2 separate regions of the Homo sapiens genome follow, and region 1 is linked to region 2. Evidence: chromatin contacts called from ENCODE POLR2A ChIA-PET data. All regions are on one chromosome and are shown on one strand. The core of a region is the stretch at or near the end of the contact, and the rest is flanking DNA. Distances in the headings are between cores, read along the strand shown. Region 1 overlaps LOC102723444 (a long non-coding RNA gene). Region 2 holds the start of ARRDC3-AS1 (ARRDC3 antisense RNA 1).

Region 1 (4,990 bases), core at 1,671-4,170, about 28 Mb before region 2:
CTCTCCATGACACTTCCTGCCACACCCTGCCCAGAACCCAAGAATCGGAAAGCTAATGCTCAAAGGAAGGTTTCGAGGTTGTCTTATTCAATCTCCCCATTCCTCAAACTTGTTCACAAATGAGAAAACAGGCCCAGCAAGTTGATATGGTGAGTATCTTAAGAGGAACTATTAATAGAATTAAATCTCCAGGACCTCCATGGTGGCCTCAGGAGCTCAGAGCTCCTTTCTGCAACCAGCCTCCCGGGAGCAGGGCATGCCTTTGGGCACAGTGGTCCTCTGCAGCCTAGCCCAATGTTCCTGAATCGAATTTCTGTGACCCACATGGGCAGTCTAGCTCACTCAAGTTCCTTGTTAGGGTCTGGGTGAAAGCCCCCCTGGTAATAAAGGGTTCCTCTGCTCTGGCTGGCCCCCTGTGCGTATATTTCCACACATTTCATGTGGTGGGGAAGATTGGCTGGCTAGGGACAACGCTGTGGAGTTTGGAATCCGATACTCCAGCCACAGATTTCATCTAAAAGATAAATGGCTACCTCTTCTGCTCCAACTGACTTACCACAAGATGGTGTTTTCTTGTGTCACTGTGACTTTCATTTTCACCAGCCTTCTGAATGTTGCCCCAGACCCTTCCCCTGCTCTAGACAGCCATCCTCCTGGAGCACTCATCTAGAGAAAACTAAATGAAACTCTCTATGACTGATTGCCCCATTTCATTTATTTGTGTGCAGCTTCCAAAGCTTTACATTATCCACAGCCCATTTATTTCCATTAAAATAGATAAAATAATTAATCAAATATGGTGATTAAGGTCATAGTTATGAAATGTAAGGCCATTCTTTGCAGAAACATATGGCCTTATTAAACAGTTTTTAAATACAAATTATATTGGACTTCAGTGTTTTATCGGAGCATGTAATTACCATAGATTGAAGAGCTGTCTATAATTAATTTGCTCTACTTCTTATTCTCATTGTTCAACTTACCAAACCTTCTAGTACCTTGGTGATGCTTTATCGACCTCTGAGAATCCCTTTGTGATCTGCAGTGCTACTGTGGTTCACAAAATCTGTGTTCTTGCTCTCCCTGATAGCATCTGACATTTGTCATCAGGGGTTGGCAATCCCATATACAGGGCCCCATTTACTACATACCATAGCCAGTCACCAAATTAGAGAAACTCAGTTTAAAAAAAAAAAAAAAAAAAAAAACACCACAAGAGGAGACCTGTGTAGTAGACATCGTGGCTGACCCAACAGCATGTCCATTTCTCTCTCCCTGGGTAGCAATCCTGATCATTTTAAATAAATCACAGAAATCCCATACCCCCTTGCCACAGAGTGACGAGTTTAGGCAACCCAAGCCTAAGCCAATCATCACAGCAGATGCCATAGCCAATAAGCTGGTCACTGAGGCATCAGAAATGTGTTGGGGGCTTCTGGAAAAAGTCACTTGCTTCTCTGACACAACTACAAGAAGCCAGTTCTCTCTCTCCTTCTGGACAGTGTATGGTGGATATGAAGTCTAGAATTGCTGTAGAATTTTATCAACATCAGAGACGCCAATTCAGGATGAAGCTCAATCACAGAAGGCAGAAAATGGGGCCTTTTTTTTTTGTTTTAAGAGACAAAGTCTTGCTCTATTTCCAGGCTGAAGTGCAGTAGCACAATCATAGCTCAATGCAGCCTCAAATTCCTGGGCTCAAGACATCCTCCCGCCTAAGCCTCCTGAGTAGCTGGGACTACAGGTACACACCACCATGCCAGGCTAATTCTTTTTTACTTTTTGTATATATAGAGTCTCAGTCTCACGATGTTGCCCAAGCTAGAAAATAGGTTCTTGACATCACTGAACTGCTAAATCAAAACTTTGTTCCAGTTATGTGAGCCAACAAAAAAATCTCTTTTGTATGAACAAGTCTAACTTGGGGTTTCTCTTTCTTGTACAGTAAAAGCCACAACGGATGTAACATCCTGGGCAGCTAAGGAGGAATAGTGCATGAAAATTTCTAATCTTGCTGCTGGCTTTACAACATTCCCAACACCTGAAGGACAGTGAGTGAAGGAGCCCAAGGATGCACAACTGATCAATGCTTTTGCCCATTTCCTCAAGCCTGCTGTCCAACAAAGGCCAGAGGGTAGCCCGAAAGCCTCCTCTCCAGCAGGGCCATGTCTGGCCTGTCTGGTGACTGATAGCAGAGAGCAGAGTCCTAAGGCTGGGGAAAAATGGGTGGATGCTAAGACACCACAGAGGCACAGATGGGGTAGGGGGTCTGTAAGGTAGGACCTGGGTCCCTGATCTTCCTCTCCGACTCACAGCTTGATGCTGCCCTACCCTTCCTGACGGGGCTTCCTGATAATCCCCATGTGAGAATATCCTTGTCATACTGGGGGTGGCTGCCTGCCTGACAGGAGCAAAAAGGACAAGACTTGTAGGGTGTGACTAGGTGCTGAGAAGGTGTGTGTGTGTGTGTGTGTGTGTGTGTGTGTGTGTGTGTGTGTGTCAAAGTTCCAGATTCCAATCTGGAATAAGGAGCCAGGAATGAGGATGTCAGGTCTGCCCTGGGATCTCTCCCAGGAGCTGAAGGTGTGGTGAGGAGCTCAGGGGCACATGTGGTGAAGGGGAGGAACATTATTCAGCAGTTAGCAGGAGAGGGGCAAATCAGCGGAAAGCCCTGGCCTATTAAGGTCTGGCCAGATTTTTGTCTTAGAATGTGCTCAAAGTCCACCTGCGGCTCCGCAGACAGCAAACTGCATTTCTGCACTTCTACTTGGCAGTCTTACAGCTGAGATGCTGAATTCCAACAGAAAGATTTTCTGGAAGCTGGGGAAATCAGTTAGGGTGTTAATGAGGCTTTCTTTGGTGGCAACTTTAACTGAGCACTCTCATTCTCCATCTCCCACATGCAGCAAATGCTGTAATGCTCCAGTTTAGATGGTAAACAGGAACTGGAGAAATGCTTCTTGTCAAGCTTTCTTACGGCCTACTGCTCACGGCAGCCCCGCATTAATATCTGCATTTCTGCATGTACTTTGTTGTCCTATTAGCCTTGGCATTTTTTATTTTATTTTTTTTTCTGGCTGCTAACTTCCAAGCACATGACCCTGAGTTTTGATAACGAAATTACCTCCAGCAAGCACTCATTCTTAGCTTCTCATCAAATCCAGCTCAGATAGCTCCCTGAGGAGCACCACTCTCCTAAAAATAGAAACCAAAAGACCACAGAGGTCTATGCCCTCAGGTTCTAGTGACAGGCAATTTTACTGAAAGGAGAAATGATACCAAAGGAAGCAAATCAATGCTAACCCTAATGGCTCAAGCTGGTGGGATGTCAAGCTCATTTATAGACAACATATACAAATAAACATGAAATCACCTTGGTTGGCAAAAAAGAAATAGTGCTATACAAACAAATGCAAGTGCAAGATATGATGATGAGGTAAATCTCATATAGTCTAGAATGGGAGCTCTGCTATAACAGGAAGGGAAAGAATGAGGCAAGAGAATTCAGGATGAGTTCTCTCCACAAGCAAATATTTCATGTCACTTTGTCCACTGGATACAGGCTAGGAGACAATTAAACAGGAGACAATGCCGATGACAGCACAAAGTCATTTTCTTCTATACTTAGCACTGGCCAGACTTTCATCATAAAGTGATATTAGAGGATTTGGCCTGTGTCCAGAGGACAATGGTCATAAGATCTAAAGGAGATAGAAGGGGAAAAAAAGGCTTGAGCTTTTTCAAAGTAAAACAAGAAGACAATGAGTATTGGGCCAAAATGGTCCATGTTAAGCTGTACTTGGTGGCGAGTTCACATTCTCTCCTCAACTAGTAATCCTGTTTTCAAATTCATTTTAAATAACATTTAATATTCAGTCTTACCAACTTTCAGGGTGAGGGGGTGATACTGAGAATGGGGTGATCAAACTTCTTAGGACTGTAGAAATTTTATATTTATTATATCCAAATAGCTTAAAAATGAATGCAAATAAGAAATAGGGGAGGCTTTATGAGACTGTAGGTTCTTGTGCTTCACAGCTAATGGGCAGAATACCATTGGGAAAACCTGAAGGATTTATCTCCATAGCAAAACAAAGCAAGGCAATATTCAGCAGAGTATTTCTCTGAAATAAGAAGTATAAGAAGTCTAAGGCTTTCTGTGTTTGTTATGAGGCCTCTATAGGTAGACAGAGACACAGCAGGGGAATATCTAAGATGAACCAGGTTGAAACACAGGTGCTGGAGGAGCCCACAGCACTTTTCTTCCTCTCAGACCACTGTACTTGGAAGTCTACAGCTGCATGTGGTTATGTATCCCCCAGGGCAGGCAGGGTGGCCGGAAGAGTGCCAGAGGCAGGAGGCAGGTTTTCATCCCAGCTCTCACACCATGAGGCTGGATGATCAGGGACACCTGCCTTGATTTCTTTGGCCTACGTTGCATTTGTAAATGAGAAGATTGGACTAAATCAAATGGCTTCTCATCTCATGCCCAGTACAAGTCAAATTCATTATAACTGTCCACAAGGTCCCACCATCTAGCCCCTCACCACCTCTCTGACTCATCTCTCCCCCTCCCTTAAGCCTCTGTACTGTTTCTGGAACACATCAGCCCATTCTCACCTCAGGGCCTTTGCAGCCGCTTGCCCTCTGTTTGGAAAGTTCTTCCCCCAGGATATCCACATCTGGCTTCCTCACACTTCTCAGGTGAGTCTAATATCAATCACATTCTCAGTGAGGATTCACTCACAATTGCAACCACAATTACCCACCTCCACCCCCTCACCCCCTGCAACAATCCCTATTTCCCTCTTCAGCTTGAAAATATCTTTTTCTACTTAGCACTCGGTTCTCCACTTATTATATATTTTACTTATTTATTTTGTTGATGTTTATTGCCCACACCTAGAATATCAGCTCTCCAAGAGCAGGGATTTCTATCTGCTTTGTTCACTGCCTTAGTACCTGGAAGGTGCCTGGGACATAATTCAAG
Region 2 (4,610 bases), core at 450-2,949:
ATTTGATTTTTGGTTAGAAGAGAGAGATAAAGGGTTGTCAAAAGGAGAAGGAGTCCTGAGATTTCCAATCTATTGTTTAAATGGTTACATTGTGGAAATATAGGAGACTCTAGGCTTGTTTTTCTAAGTTTCCACCCTTTGTTAGAAGCGGTTCAATCCTGTTTCGGACCAGTTCTGGGGGGTGGTGAGGAGGGGCGCTTGTTCTGCTCTCAGCAGATTGGTTACACGCGTCAGGTGGTGGCGATGACTTAATTCCTAGCCCAAGAAGAATATAATGTTAAAACTGGTTATGTAATTTTTGTGCCTCTCCTTTTTAATGCAGTATTTAGTTCAGATGTTGGCGATTTTTCAGAAAAAAAATTAGAGACATATTTTACCTTATTTTTTATATTAAAAACGTACATCCTGGAGAAGTGCTGATGACTAAGGCAAGTGAGAAATGAAGGATGCTTTGAGGGACAGTATTAATGCATTATTTTTGAAACTATTAAGGTGAACTCAGTTCTTTAGCAGGATTTTCGTAGTTAGATACAGGTACTTTGCATCCTGAAATAACTAATTAATCTCTCCAAGTGTTAACACTGATAGGAGATGCAAATGCCTAATGACAGCCTTGGTATTTGTTGAAAAGCAGATAGATGACTTTGTGTTTGTACCTTTCTGAATATTGCAGCCTTTTATGAAACGGATGAAAGAAAACAGATTTTTCCTCAAGGGGTTAAGACTTGCAGTGGGGAAAAGTAGAACAACGAGATGTGAGGACAAATATAATTTCATTAGTTGCACCATGATTTCGTGGTAAAGAAAACTAAATGCCCTGCACCCCCAACAAAATGCCCCCCAAACCCTGCAACGCGTAGACGAGCTCAGTCTGGAATAGTTTCAATGACTTGAAACTGGGAGCTCTCAAACTAGCCTGGTAACTGAGACCCCGCCCCGGGCGCCCGGGATAGGCGGAGCCAGGTTTGTTAGCCTGTTGCTAAGGCGATGGCAGGCGCTGATTGGATTGGGCGCGGGCGGGTGGGGAGAGTGAGCTCGCGCCGCGGCTGGGGCGAGGCTAGGAAACCGGCGTGCGCCGGTAAAGGTTCCTCCAGAGCGACCCCCACCCAGCCCGTACTCACGTTTGTTCCCGGGCTTCTGGGGGCGCCCAGCCCGTGTCAACATCATGTTCTGTCGCCCCTCTTTTGGGCCTCCTAAGGGCCATCGAAAGGAAACGACTTCAGGCTTTAACTGAGTAGAGGGCAGACGCTCCTGCCGGCCTTACAGGTGCTGGATGGCCATGGACCCAACTTTAGCAGAAAATCCTTTTCAGATGGAAGTTGGATGGGAAGGGTTGGCAGGACCCCCGTTAGCTATCTTCCGAGTGGGAGGTGTCAGGGGACTCCTGTGAACGCTTGTTTTCCCCTTAGCTGAAACAAAGCTTGTTCCCCGACCTCTCCAGTCGCCACACTGTCTACCTTGAGTTGACCTGAGGGGACAGAGCAAAGGCTGGCCCGAGGAAGAAGGAAAGTGATTCCAATATCGAAATGTTGGGGGAGGGGGGGGCTTCGACGGGTATCCTCTGCCCCCTCCCCCATCGTTTTCCGAAGCCTTCGGGCCCCCGCCTCCCCTTCGCCACCCCAATATCCCTTGCCGAAACTAAAGGTGTCAGAGTGGCCCGAGCCAGATGGAACCGGTCGCCGGCTGGGGCGTGTAAAGCGGAAGCGCCGCGGCTCGCTCGCCCCGCCCCCCGGCCAGCAGGCTAGGTTGCGCGGGCACGGGCGCGAGCGCCGCGCGACGTATGCCGTATGTATAGCGGGGCGCGCGGGCGGCAGCGGCGGCGGCGGCGGCGCGCGGGCAGGCCGGCTGGGATCTGCTCGCGCCGGTTTAGGCCGGTCCTCTCCTGCTCCGGTCTAGTTCTTGATTGACAGCCCGGCACTTGTTTACCACGGCGCGGCCGCCGCCGCTCGCTTCAATGAGACTGCTGAGCTGGCACAAAAAGGGAGCGAAGAGGGAAGAAAGGGAAAGGAAGGCGAACTTCGGGCGCCTTCGAGGGGAGCGAATTTAAATGGCCCCCAGCTCATCAGCTAGTTTTTGGTTCTGAAATCCGTTCAGGGGAATTTGCACAGGGGACGAGGAAAATTGTATGGAGACATAAGCGAATCACCATGATTTTTAAATGAAAGTATCGACGTATACATGCTTTTTTCCCCCTTTTTCTCGTTTAATATCAGGGAGGCATCACGTTTTTTGTGTATATCCAATACTTTGCTGAAGGAAAGTTAAATAATGTGCCAGTTTTTTCTACTCTGGGGGCTAATCGTAAAGGTTTCTACACCAAGAAAACTTTAAAAGATATTTCTGTAATTATTTAAAACGCTAAATAGGCACTTTAATGATCTAGAACCCCCTCCCATATTTTCGATTATATTTATTTTCATGCCACTTGAAAAAAAATAATTTCACCAAAAAAATTGGTTGTAAAATGAAAGGTCATCCCTTTTTTATAGAAACTGGAAACTATTAATAGTTAGACTTCATTTTTTTCAAGGATGTTGGAAAATATTGTTTCCTTATAAGCCGACACCACCTAAATGCGGTTCTTTGTAATTATCTAAGGTATAGTTTATGCAAGTTTTAGTCGTTGCTAGGACCAACTGAGTGTTGTGATCATTTTAGATCAATAAATAATTATTTTTAGTTCAATAAATAATTATTTTTAGTTATAAATCTGACATTAAAATCAATGTGTGGCTTTTTTTTTTTTTTTTTTTACTCCGTCTATTTGACAAGGTTTTCTAGTGGTTTTGGAGTATCTATTCTATTCACATCTGGTATTATTATTCCCTATAAACTGACATATTTTAAGAGGGTTGCATGAACAGTTTTTCTTTGATACATTATAGTCTTAATGTGATAAATTTAAGCAAACCGTTGGAGACAAAGGATAGCATTGTCTTACCATGATGTGAGACCCGAGCCTTTTGAGTATATATACTATTTTATAAACAGATGCTTTGCAGTTTGGGTCATTTTCCATTAGAAAAAATAAAAAGCCTGTGGGGTGTGAGTATTCATTATCCCCATTTTACAGATAAGGCAGCTGACGACAGGATTTTTATTTTGTCCAGAGGAAATGATGAAGTTAGAATTAGAACTCAGATCTCTCAGACTCCAAAGCTTGTTTTGTGGTCTTAATTGTTATGTAAGCATCTTTAAAGTTATGCCACCCTGCGGAGTATGTAAATGTTGAATAATAAATTCTTTGTTTTCTTTTTATGTTTGTTTTAGATGATGATAATTCCGAAGAAGGCTTCCACACTATTCATTCAGGAAGGCATGAATATGCATTCAGCTTCGAGCTTCCACAGACGTAAGTATTATAAATAATAGGCATTTTTATAGATACTTATGATCAGAGCATTATTTTAAAATTAAGTATTCTAAATTTAAACATTTTTAGTTGAAAAAAAAACCCTTTTCATTACTGAAACTTGCTAGAGGAAAACAATATATTAAACATAAGAAGCTATTTTTTAATCTAGCGTGGCAAAATTATAGAAAGCATACTCAATTTTCAGTATTCTTTCCTAAAGTTTATGAGGTTTTTAAAATAGGAATAGGGTTTCCTTTAACATGAGTGAATTGGAAGTTGCTAGTCGAATAATAACCACTTTATACTTAGTTTATTATCAATTATCATTATGAGAAAAGATAGACCCTATCAAGTCTTAGTAGCTTCAATTTATAAAAAATTCTATATTCTACTTTTTCTGCTAATACTAACCAATAGCAGTAAGTTTCGAAAATAAAAATAATTAGGAATATCCTAACTTTAGAAATGTTTTTCTTCTGATATGAACTTAATAGCTTCTGTACAAAGAACTATTGGGAAGGTCACACAAGAGATATGACCCAGGCTTAAAAGGAAACATGCATCAAGGATACATTAATATAAAACTTGGAATCTAGTAAGAAAGGAAAAAGGAAAGTGGTATATTCTTAAAGTAATGACAGATTGTTGGAAGAGATGATACAAACTTTTTAAAAAAAAATGCCTTTTAACAAATATTAAAACCTGCAAAATGGCACTTGTGGTGATTATTCTGGAGAATAAACAGATTACATAAGATTTTGTCAGGTGACAAATGTACATTAATTCTGCATTTGTTAATTCTAGTGCTTGAGATGTTATATATAGAGAGAGAAGTCATAAATGGTATTTTTTAGAAAATTCTATTTACTGTATTATTTGAGAATTTTATTTGGAATATAATGCCCTCATCTAATTTCTGAGAAAAATATTAAAGTCTGTTGATAGAATAAGGCCAATATGGGGCCTGAGTATTTTCAGCGTCATTTAATGTTAAAGTTCTATCCATAAACCAAAGTCATTTAACATAAATTTTGGATAACTATTAGCATACAGTTTAAGATTTTATTTCTCTGCTATACAAGTTAATGTGGGAGTCTAAAATGCAAAAAAAAAAAAAAATTATGAAAACACCAGTGTTTCTTATGCTAATCTAAGCTAGCACTCTTGTAAATAACTGAACATTGAGTATTTTACTAATGAAATTATGAAAAAGATACTGAACTTGCTAAAATAAAACCTTCCACAAGTAAAATCT

The links. ChIA-PET counts read pairs that join two places held with the same protein, here RNA polymerase II (POLR2A).
Region 1: POLR2A ChIA-PET joins it to region 2 with 13 read pairs in activated CD4-positive, alpha-beta T cell. The contact joins the enhancer-like site here to the promoter of ARRDC3-AS1 in region 2. POLR2A ChIA-PET finds 5 or more read pairs at or near these places in 2 of 52 experiments (OCI-LY7 and activated CD4-positive, alpha-beta T cell).

What each region holds. Positions count from the first base shown.
Region 1 is chr5:119,335,676-119,340,665 of GRCh38, reverse strand. It overlaps LOC102723444 (a long non-coding RNA gene), which reads left to right. Exons shown (of 5, transcript XR_007058912.1): 5 at 1-880. It also overlaps a transcript of TNFAIP8 not described here. Among named protein-coding and RNA genes, the nearest start is that of TNFAIP8, 18 kb to the left of the region's middle. RefSeq lists enhancers at 42-171, 322-461. Within about 2 kb of position 2,920, at least 5 of the 41 ENCODE cell types and tissues checked have a DNase peak (open chromatin) inside an H3K27ac peak, as active enhancers do; they include OCI-LY7, where a contact is called at or near this core.
Region 2 is chr5:91,377,436-91,382,045 of GRCh38, reverse strand. ARRDC3-AS1 (ARRDC3 antisense RNA 1) reads right to left here and starts at 1,699. Exons shown (of 3, transcript NR_027435.1): 1 at 1,122-1,699. ARRDC3 (arrestin domain containing 3) reads left to right here. Exons shown (of 8, transcript NM_020801.4): 2 at 3,271-3,352. RefSeq lists silencers at 968-1,037, 1,658-1,837.